Linked DNA regions of Homo sapiens: region 2 is linked to region 1. Evidence: chromatin contacts called from ENCODE Hi-C or POLR2A ChIA-PET data. All regions are on one chromosome and are shown on one strand. Each heading gives the region's core, a stretch centred on a gene start or an enhancer-like site at or near the end of the contact. The rest is flanking DNA. Distances are from core to core; before and after follow the strand shown.

What was found. A loop is a pair of places that touch in the nucleus more often than their neighbours do. ChIA-PET counts read pairs that join two places held with the same protein, here RNA polymerase II (POLR2A). Pooled maps may share reads with other maps.
Region 2: a loop to region 1 is called in a map of ascending aorta, with 8 times the contacts of the local background. The contact joins two enhancer-like sites. A Hi-C loop is called at or near these places in 3 of 168 maps with a recorded cell type or tissue (Caco-2, ascending aorta and endothelial cell of hepatic sinusoid), 3 of 37 single-sample maps with no recorded cell type and 15 of 50 pooled maps. POLR2A ChIA-PET finds 5 or more read pairs at or near these places in 11 of 52 experiments (BJ, Caco-2, OCI-LY7 and 7 more).

What each region holds. Positions count from the first base shown.
Region 1 is chr20:51,593,635-51,598,532 of GRCh38, reverse strand. It overlaps ATP9A (ATPase phospholipid transporting 9A (putative)), which reads left to right. Exons shown (of 28, transcript NM_006045.3): 28 at 1-2,019. Among named protein-coding and RNA genes, the nearest start is that of NFATC2, 53 kb to the right of the region's middle. Within about 2 kb of position 3,397, at least 9 of the 41 ENCODE cell types and tissues checked have a DNase peak (open chromatin) inside an H3K27ac peak, as active enhancers do; they include OCI-LY7, where a contact is called at or near this core.
Region 2 is chr20:51,525,970-51,530,455 of GRCh38, reverse strand. All of the region lies in intron 1 of NFATC2 (nuclear factor of activated T cells 2), which reads left to right. Among named protein-coding and RNA genes, the nearest start is that of NFATC2, 15 kb to the left of the region's middle. Within about 2 kb of position 1,640, at least 7 of the 41 ENCODE cell types and tissues checked have a DNase peak (open chromatin) inside an H3K27ac peak, as active enhancers do; they include OCI-LY7, where a contact is called at or near this core.

The DNA.
Region 1 (4,898 bases), core at 2,148-4,647:
ATTCAGTTGACCTTTTTCTTGGTTCATCAATCTGGAAAGAACTTACATAAAGCGCCATTGACACTGTCACCTGGGAGCTCCATGGGCCGTAAGTCTTTGACAGCCAATTTAATTTGAGGTCAGAGGGCCTTGAGGTACACAGTCAGCACTGTTTGAACACTTTTCCTGAAAGCAAAACTCACAGCTCCCTGCGCCCTCTGACAACACTAGCTATTTCTGCCAGAGTAAGAACTTCTATTACTATTTTATTATTGTTCATATGTCTTTTGATGATGGTTGTGTGACAGGGGGAAGCAGGATCTATTTGGTTTCTTCCCCTCCCCCCACCCCTTCCTTTTTGTCTCTCTTTTTTTTTCTCTAAGAAAATCACCAGACTAGTTTTTCCATCTTGAGTAATTTCTTATGTGGGACAGTTTTGATCCTCATTTTGAAAGCATGCGTGTGCACATGTGTGTTGCCTGTGGTGCCAGGTGAGACAGGTGGCACTAACTCCAGCTGCTTGGAAGGCATCCCAAGGGCGCATCTTAAAGTTGGAGCAGACCTCCCTTTTCCAGCCCCTGGGGCCATTAGACCACGTGCTGGAACTAGCATTGTAAAATTCCCATCCCAGTTCCACTCCCCTGAAGTGAAACCCTTTTTTTTTTGTGACAGTAAATCTTAAAAATCATTGTCTCTTTATGAACATTTCCTCAGTTTCTTCTCTGCTGAAAATGTAAGCCATGCTACTTTTTAATGTATTTTGAATTTTGTGCTCATTGGAAATTGATATGCTAATGCCTCCCCCACCCCCCGCCAGACTTTTCTTTTTATACTTTGTCTTGTTTTTACTGGGGTAGGCTGGGCATGCGTGCGTGCCTTTAGGGCAGCATTTTAAACCTTTGCCAAAATTGCAAATGGGACATGTACATTCTTCTGCTCCATCCTACTTAAACACCTATCAGCTATTTTTATCTTTAACCTTTTCTGTATGTTTGAAGTGTGTGGGGGGTGTGTGTGTGTGTGAAAGAGCGAGAGAATGATGTCATCTAAAGTTTTTTGAAGAATTATTTGGTTTTCATTGCATTAAAATTCTATCACTCCCAGCTTTGTTTTCATTTAAAAAAATATACAAAGAGCTTTGTAAATACAACACATTTTATTTCTCCCCCTTCTTTTAATGTACAGCTTTTTTGCCACTTATATATACTTAAAATATTCCCATGAATTATGTCCAGTTCTTCTTGGAAAAAAATTTGGTTTTGAATGAACCTGCAAAGCATCCTGCAGCGTGAGCAGCTCCTCCACCTGGAGCTCCGAAGCATCTTCTCAGGCCAAAGCGGCATTACCCGTGAATCTGTCTTCTCCGCCACAGCATGGTTTGAGGCGCAGTCTGTTAATATAGCTGGGCCATGTCAGTGACTGTTGTGTTTGTGGGGTCAGGTGGGGGGCATGGTATTTGCAAAAAAAACAAATTATGGCTAATTTATTATTTTGTTGCAGTGGGGTTAACTGTAAACTCATGTAAGAGTCTGTGATTTCCTCATTGGTTGATCTCTCTCTCTGTAATCCTCATTGCAAATTTTCACCAGGACAGCGTTTTTTGATTAGAGGGGAGCTCTGGCACAGTATGCTTTAATTTAGCAGGAACTTCCAGATGATTTAAATTCTCGATGCTGTGATGACACACATATGATCTTTCGTGTTTCTGAGCGACTCTACTTTCATTGTTTGCCAGCGTGGCTCGTTGCTGTTGCCCAATAAAGCTTGTGTACGTTCTGCCTTGGGGGATTATTTTAATTTGTACAGAAACATGAATTCTGGTATCAAAATGAGGACTTTTTATTATAACGCTCCTATTTTTTCTTTATTTCATGGTACATGAAATGTAAAGAAAACTCTTTCCAGTTCAGAAAATTATTTTGATTTTGGCAAAAAAAACCCCAAATCAATGCATGTTATTTATTATTTTGTACTATTGTCCATCCCAGACGTGTCAGAATTTCAAAAGGTGATAGATATAAATGGAAAATAAGATGAAAACCATAAGCTTCATATTGTATTTCTATACACGGTCCTCGATGACTGGAATCTTTTTTTTTTTTTTTTATCGAGGGATGGAACATATAGGAACAGTCAGTTAAGTTTTAGGCAGAAAAAATTTTTAAGGCCCGGCGCAGTGGCTCATGTCTGTAATCCCAGCTTTGGGAGACCAAGGCAGGAGGATTGCTTGAGCCCAGAGTTTGAGACCAGCCTGGGTAACGTGGTGAAACTCATGTACAAAAAATACAAGAAAACGAGCTGGGTGTACTGGCTCAAGCCTGTGGTCCCAGCGACTTGGGAAGCTGAGGCGGAACAATCACCTGAGCCTCGGAGGTCGAGGCTGCAGTGAGTCGTGATTGTGCCACTGCACTCCTGCCTGGGCAACAGAGCAAGACTCCGTCTCAAAACAAAACAAAACAAAAAAAGCTTTTGTGTAGGAAGTAGTTGAAATCAATTGGGTGATTTTTGTCCCTTGGGGGACACGTGGCGGTATGAAGACCTTTTCAGTTGTTACAACTCGGGGAAGAGGAGTGCTACAAGCAAGAGATGCTGCCGAACACCCTGTGATTCACAGGGTGGCCCCCACAACAGAGCCCAAAGTGTCAAAAGTGCCAACATTGAGAAACCCTAATTATTTTTTTTCGAGGTGGAGTCTTGCCCTGTTATCTAGGCTGCAATGCAGTGGTGCAATCTTGGCTCACTGCAACCTCCGCCTCCCAGGTTCAGGCGATTCTCCTGCCTCAGCCTTCTGAGTAGCTGGGCCTGCCACCACGCCCGGTTAAGTTTTGTATCTTTAGTAGAGACGGGGTTTCACCATGTTGGCCAGGCTGGTCTCGAACTCCAGGCCTCAGGTGATCTGCCTGCCTCAGCCTCCCAAAGTGCTGGGATTACAGGCATGAGCCCATACGCCCAGCCAGAGAAACCCTAATTTAATTGGCACGTGTCAGCTGTACCATTTGTCTGTCTGTATTTGTAAAAGGGCCCGGAGGTATAAGCTCGTGTGTCTCAGGAAGCAAGTTATGCCTCCGCCTACTATACCAAATACTATACCAAATGGTGTAATTAGTGGCTGTCTGCAGTGTGAGCTGCTGGTTCCCTCTTTTTGGTTCTCAATGGAAAGGGCCATCCTCAGTATATAGATTAGAAAGATAATTGTAACTTAGTTGTGTTATCTCATGACAGCAGCAAAAGGAAGGTATGTGGTTTCAAAGGTAGGGACCGACCATGCTTTCCCTTAAACGTGTGCTATCCCTGCACGACCTTAAGCCTCTGCATTTGCCTGCAGTGAACTTCCGTCCATGTGCGGACACTCCTCCGCCGGAGCCGCTAGGGGGAACTTGAGGACTGAAAGACATTGCTGTTTCCTGTTTTCCACAACCAGCCGGACCCCACGTGCCCAACTGCCCTGAGTTTCAAGACTGTGCTTTCATAGCTTCAGAATTTATTTCATGGCCAGAGGCTCCGTGAAAAACAGACATTTCTTTTCATGTTGTTGACCAGAATATTTTGCTGGACTTAGTTAAAAAAAAAAAAAAGGAAAAAAAAAAGGCAGGGAGGGTGAGAGATGAATATTTATTTGCTCTTGGATATTTGCATTTTTGAATAATTGGCAAGTAGGAAGCTTTGCCAATTCACTGTTCAGTCTAATAAGGTTTTGAGACGAAATGTACCAACACCCCAAGTACTTTTAGTGTTTTTGTTATGAAACTTTTCAGGGTGACATGAAGCCCTGTGGTATTTGTGAGGAGGTCTATAAATGATGGATTTGCTCACCTCAAAATAGAACTGTAGTCGCTCCAAATTTTCCAGAAGTGGGAGCACAGTGACAGAATTCATTCAGGACTTGCTAATTTCCTACTTTAAATGGGTTACATAACAGAACCGGTCCCGCCTTCGCGCCTCTCAAAACTACCCATGAAGTGATGGTGAAATGTATCATTAAAAGCTAGAAATAGCTCTGCTAAACTCTGGGAAAAAGATGAATTTTTTTCTGATCTCCCTCTCCCCACCCCCCTTTTTTCACCCAAACATTGCATAATGTTAAAAAAGTCAAATCTTTCCGTGGGATTTAATTTCATTTTCCATGTGGCTGTGGTCGGAGGGGTAACTCAAGCACTTTGGGGGCTGGTGGATTTTTGGAGGATCACGCATTCCCGGATCAGTTTGCATCCAAAGCCTTAGCCGAGAAATACACCCAATCCTGGGGTTTCTCCCCATCCCTCCTGCCCCCCTTTTGTGGATGAGTTATCTATAACATAGCATCTTTTCAGAAAGCCTGCCTTCTTGCAGGAATGCCCAAACAAAGCCACCCTCCACTTTCCATGTTGACGTTTTGATTTTGAAATGGATTCCCCCTGAAATTTGGGGTAACTGAGTCACATGTGAAGTCATCGGCCCCACAACCTATGCTTGATACCAAGCCAGGGCTCATTTCTTAGAATTCAGCCAGCAGGTTCTGTTTGCTTACATTAAGAACTTGGTGTTCTAAGCCTGTGGTGTTTGTTTTCAAGAGATTTAAAAGAAATACATTTTTTTTCTTTGATCAGATCAGGTCCAGATAAGCCCAGGACTATTTTTTATTTCCTTTGAGAAAGATTGCAGAGTCCAGAAGGAATGGAAAAAGTGTTGGGGGATGGGTAGGAGATGTGCAGAATATGCTGACATTTTTATTCCTTCATTGATCAAATATTTGCTGAGCACTTCCTATGTGTTAGGCACTGTTCTTGGGGCTGGAGGCGTGGCAGGGAACCAGACAAGCGTAGTGTCTGCCCTCATAGTGATTACACTCTGTGTGTGTGTGTGTGTATGTGTGTGAAAGACAATAAACAGATTAAGACTAACATCAGGTGGAGAGAAAGCTTCCTAAGATAAAGCAGCCT
Region 2 (4,486 bases), core at 391-2,890, 66 kb after region 1:
GGCTAATGCCTGTAATCCCAGCACTTTGGCAGGCCGAGGTGGGCAGATCACTTGAGGTCAGGAGTTCGAGACTAGCCTGACCAACATGGTGAAACCCTGTCTCTACTGAAAACACAAAAAAATTAGCCGGGCATGGTAGTGGTCACCTGTAATCCCAGCTACTCAGGAGGCTGAGGCAGGAGAATCGCTTGAACCCGGGAGGCGGAGGTTGCAGTGAGTCGAGATCGCACCACTGTACTCCAGCCTGGCAACAGAGCAAGACTCTGTCTCAAAAAACAAAAAACAAACAAACAAAAAAGGAGTAGCGCTTCAGTGAGGTACTGCTGTACCATTGACACCTTTCTTTCTAACACTGGCTCCTCCCTTTCCCTGTTCCTAGGTCTTGACTTTCTGGGGTCTTGGAAATGTTCCATATTTTGATTATGTTGGTGGTAGCAAGAATGTATGACATTTGGCAAAACTCGTCAAACTCTATACTCAAAACACTGACATCTGTGTATATGAGTTATACCGCAGAAGCATTGGCGGGGGCGGGGCTGTATAAAGCCTCAGACTCAGAGCCTTTGCCCAGCCACTGTGTCTTGCTTGAATTTAGTAAGTTTTATTTTTATTGTATTTTTACCCTACCTTCTATTTATGGAGGTGACATTGATTTTCCATCTGCAGTAGTGGTGTAAAGTTTCCTTTTAAAATAAAAAAAAAATAAGTGAGTGAATTTAAATACTAGAAGTATTAAGTAAATACTTTTTGGTGGCACATGGATAGAGCAAAGATCGTGCAAGTGGTTAAAAAAAAAGCAAGCTTTTTGGAAATCCTCCTGAGAACATTTGGTGGTTCTGAGATGAAACTAACTTCACCCAGTGCCGTGCGGGCATCGTGATGACTGTAAGAAAGCCGCCTGTGAGCGTGGCAGTTGTTTAAGGAGAAATAGTGACGAATCTCAGCCACTGACTTAGAGAAATATTTTAATGATGTGCTATTTGTGAAATTTACTGTCAAATACCCAGGGGACTGAGAATTAAATGATTATTAATTATCTTCATATTCCCTGCTTGCTGGTAAACATTTAAAGTCTTGTCAAGAGGAAAAAAAAAAAACTGCCGCTTGGATTAATGAAAACCAATGTAAATGCTTTAAATACTTTTGCTCAGCACACTGGAGCTTTCTGTTTTTCAGAGCTCCTAGGGAGTGTGAGTGATGTGTGTTTTCAGGACTGCGTTTCTGTGGACTGTGCACATCAGCCCCAAGGGTGTGTTTCTGATAAGATACAGTGCAGTTCTTCTGATACGGCCGGAATTTTTGCTAAGAAACTTTTTGTGTTTTGTTTTTCTGGTTCGAAGGGCAGTGAATTCTCAGAATGTTGTCGGCCATGGGTTTGACATTCCTCTTTTCCTAGATTAAAACTCTGTGCTCTGTTACCTTCTAGGAAGGCGTGTGTGTGTGTATGTGCGAATTCAAATACACATTTACATTAAACTACAGCCTCACAAGAACTCCAGGCCTTACAGATGCTAGCTAGAAAAATCAAAGGATTTCAGAGCCAGAAGCCACCAAGGAAACTGATTCAGTTTAATGCTGTTCAGTTATAAATGAGAAGGTGTTGAGGCCTCCAGTGGGTGGGGGACTTTTCCAAAGTCACGCTGCTACTTAGTGGCGGAGCAGGACTGCACTCTTCATTTCCTGCTTCGTAAAACAGGGTTTCATTACTGTATATCATGCTATGTCACCTACCACCTATGAAATAAAATTAAAAATGTTTCTTTTGGGAGTTACATTTATTTTCTTACACAATTACACAAATCAAAGGAAGTCTCCTTTCTGCCATGCCACTGTCCTCCCATTCCTTAGTTCCCCTCCCTGGAGGATGTCACTATTACTTGTGACTTCCAGAGAAAGCCTGTGCATCCTTCAGCTGTGCGTGTACATCTGTCTGTGTGTGTACATATGTGTGTGTACATCTGTCTGTGCGTGTACATCTGTACATCTGTGTATATATGTGCAGGTGTAATCTGTATACATCTGTGTGTACATCTGTCTGTGTACATTGTGTGTACATCTCTCTGTGTTTGTGTACATCCTCTCACTTTTTATGCTGTGCACACTATACAGCTTGCTTTTCTCTAATACTAAATCTCAGTGGTCATTCCATGTCAATGCATAAAGAACTTCTTCAGGCCTTTTTGTAGCTATACTGTATCCCATCATATGAATGAGCCAGAATTAATTCATCCCCAATAGATGGGCTTTGGGTTGCTTCCAGTCTTTTGGGATTACAGTCAGGGTTGTAGTAATGAATCTTAAGCATACACAGGTCATTTTGCACAGGTGAGAGTATATCTGCAGGAAGAATTTTTTTTTTTTTTTTTTTTTGGGACAGGTTCTCATCCTGTCACCCAAGCTGGGAGGTGGTGGTACGATCATGGCTCACTACAGCCTTGATCCTCCCACCTCAGCTTCTCCAGTGGCTGGGACTACAGGTAGGTGCCACCATGCCCAGCTAATGAAAAAAAAATTTTTGTTTTAGAGATGGGGTCTCTACGTTGCCCAGGCTGGTCTTAAACTCCTGACCTCAAGCAATCTTCCTACCTCTGTCTCCCAAACGGTTGGGATTCCAGGTGTGAGCCACCATGACTGGCCCAGGATGAATTTCTAAAAGTAGCATTGCTTGGTTCCGAGGGCACATGTGGTTCCGGGGGCACGTGTGTTTGGAATTTTCATGGATATTACAAAATGACCCTCTCTAGAGTTATAGCCTTCTATCTTTTGGTTTGGATATTAGCATCTTTGAGTAATAGTTTATTCCAGGTAGACTTTTCTGAACTTGCCTCATTCATTCAGCCAACACATCCTTTCTGAGGGCCTGTTTAGTGGCAGGACCATTCCAAGTGCTTAGGGGCATGGCGGAGCAAGAGTCCTCATGGCATTTGCTGATTGGTGGGGGTGGATCTCGAGGTCGAGGGAAGGGCAGACTGGAGGTCGAGGGAAACGGAGCACTCCACAGTTCCTCAGTCGTTATGGTGAGATGTGCACAGAACACAGCAGGGGCCTGTGAGTGGGGCCTGAGCTAGTCAAGTGGTCAGGGGTCCTTCTAGAAGCATGCAGTACTTAAGCCCAGCTCATGGGCATGAATGGGCTTTAGTCCTGTGGAGAAGGGGGCCTGGCAGTGGGTAGGGGAGGAGCTGTTGAGGCAGGGGGAGCAGCAAGTACCAAGGTCCCGGGGCAGGAAGGAGCTTGATGCTTTTAAAAACTCCCCTTTGCCAGACACGGTTGTTCTCGTCTGTAATCACAACACTTTGGGAGGCTGAGGTGGGAGGATCACTTGAGCTCAGGAGTTGGAGACTAGCCTGGGCAACATAGTGAGACCTCCTGTCTACTAAAAATAAAAAAAAATTAGCTGAGCCCGGTGGTGTGCACTGGTAGTCCCAGCTACTTGGGAGGCTGAGGTGGGAGGATTGCTTGAGCCTGGGAGGTGGAGGCTGCAGTGAGCTATTATTGCGCCACAGCACTTCAACCTGGGCAGCTGAGTAAGACCTCAAAAACAAAACAAAAATCACCACACTCCCCTTTGGCTGGAGTTCAGAGAGAGGGAGGGGAGAGAGTGAATGCAGGCGAGGGTAGATGCACAGGCAGGGCCCAGCCAGGCTGCCTGGCGGGGGTCATTTATTTTTACCTAAGAGCTGTGGGGAGCCATTTTGGAAGTAGGGGTACCATATGGACCCTAAGAGATCAGCTTGGCTAAACTGGACAGTATTTCCTCTAGGATAGCCCAGAAAGGGAACAAGGAGGCTGAGGCTCACTGGGGTGGCCACCTGGGGTCCCCCAAAGCAGGAAGAGGGCTTGTTTCTGGCTGGCAGGCCCCGGACATGGTTCTTATATTTACTTATTCTCTCAGCCACTCGGCAAATGTTTATGGGGGCTTGCAAGTGCCAGGCCCTGTGGTAGGTGCTTGGCAGACAATGCTGGGCCACAGTGACACGGGCCCAACACTGACGGAGCTCTGGGTCGAGTGTGGGGTTGTAAAATTCTCTAAAGGGCCAAGGAGTAAATATTTCAGGCTTTGGGGGCCATTCGGTTCCCAGACTACCAACTCTGCTGTTGTAGTATAGGAGCAAGCTGTAGCTTGCTTTGTTCACCCTGTGTCAATAAATAGGCTGGCTGTGTTGTCATAAAACTATTTACAAACACAACCCATGGGCCGCATTTGGCCCATGGGCTGTGGTTTGCCTGCACCTGGTTTGGCAGAATGAGATTCCCTAAACAGATACCTGGTGCGACGGGAGCTGTTAGCAGGCGTCAGTGGAGAAAAGATGGCAGGGAAAAGGGAAGGAGGGGATCTTTTTGATGGGTCGATCTCAGGAGGTGCGGGCTGAGCAGATGCAGGAAGGAACCAGGGGAAGTGGGAGGATCTCGCGGGGAGGGTTTCCAGGCAGAGGGAACCCAAGGCGTCTGAGGCAGGAGCTGCTTAAGTACGGCGAAGAGGTTGGAG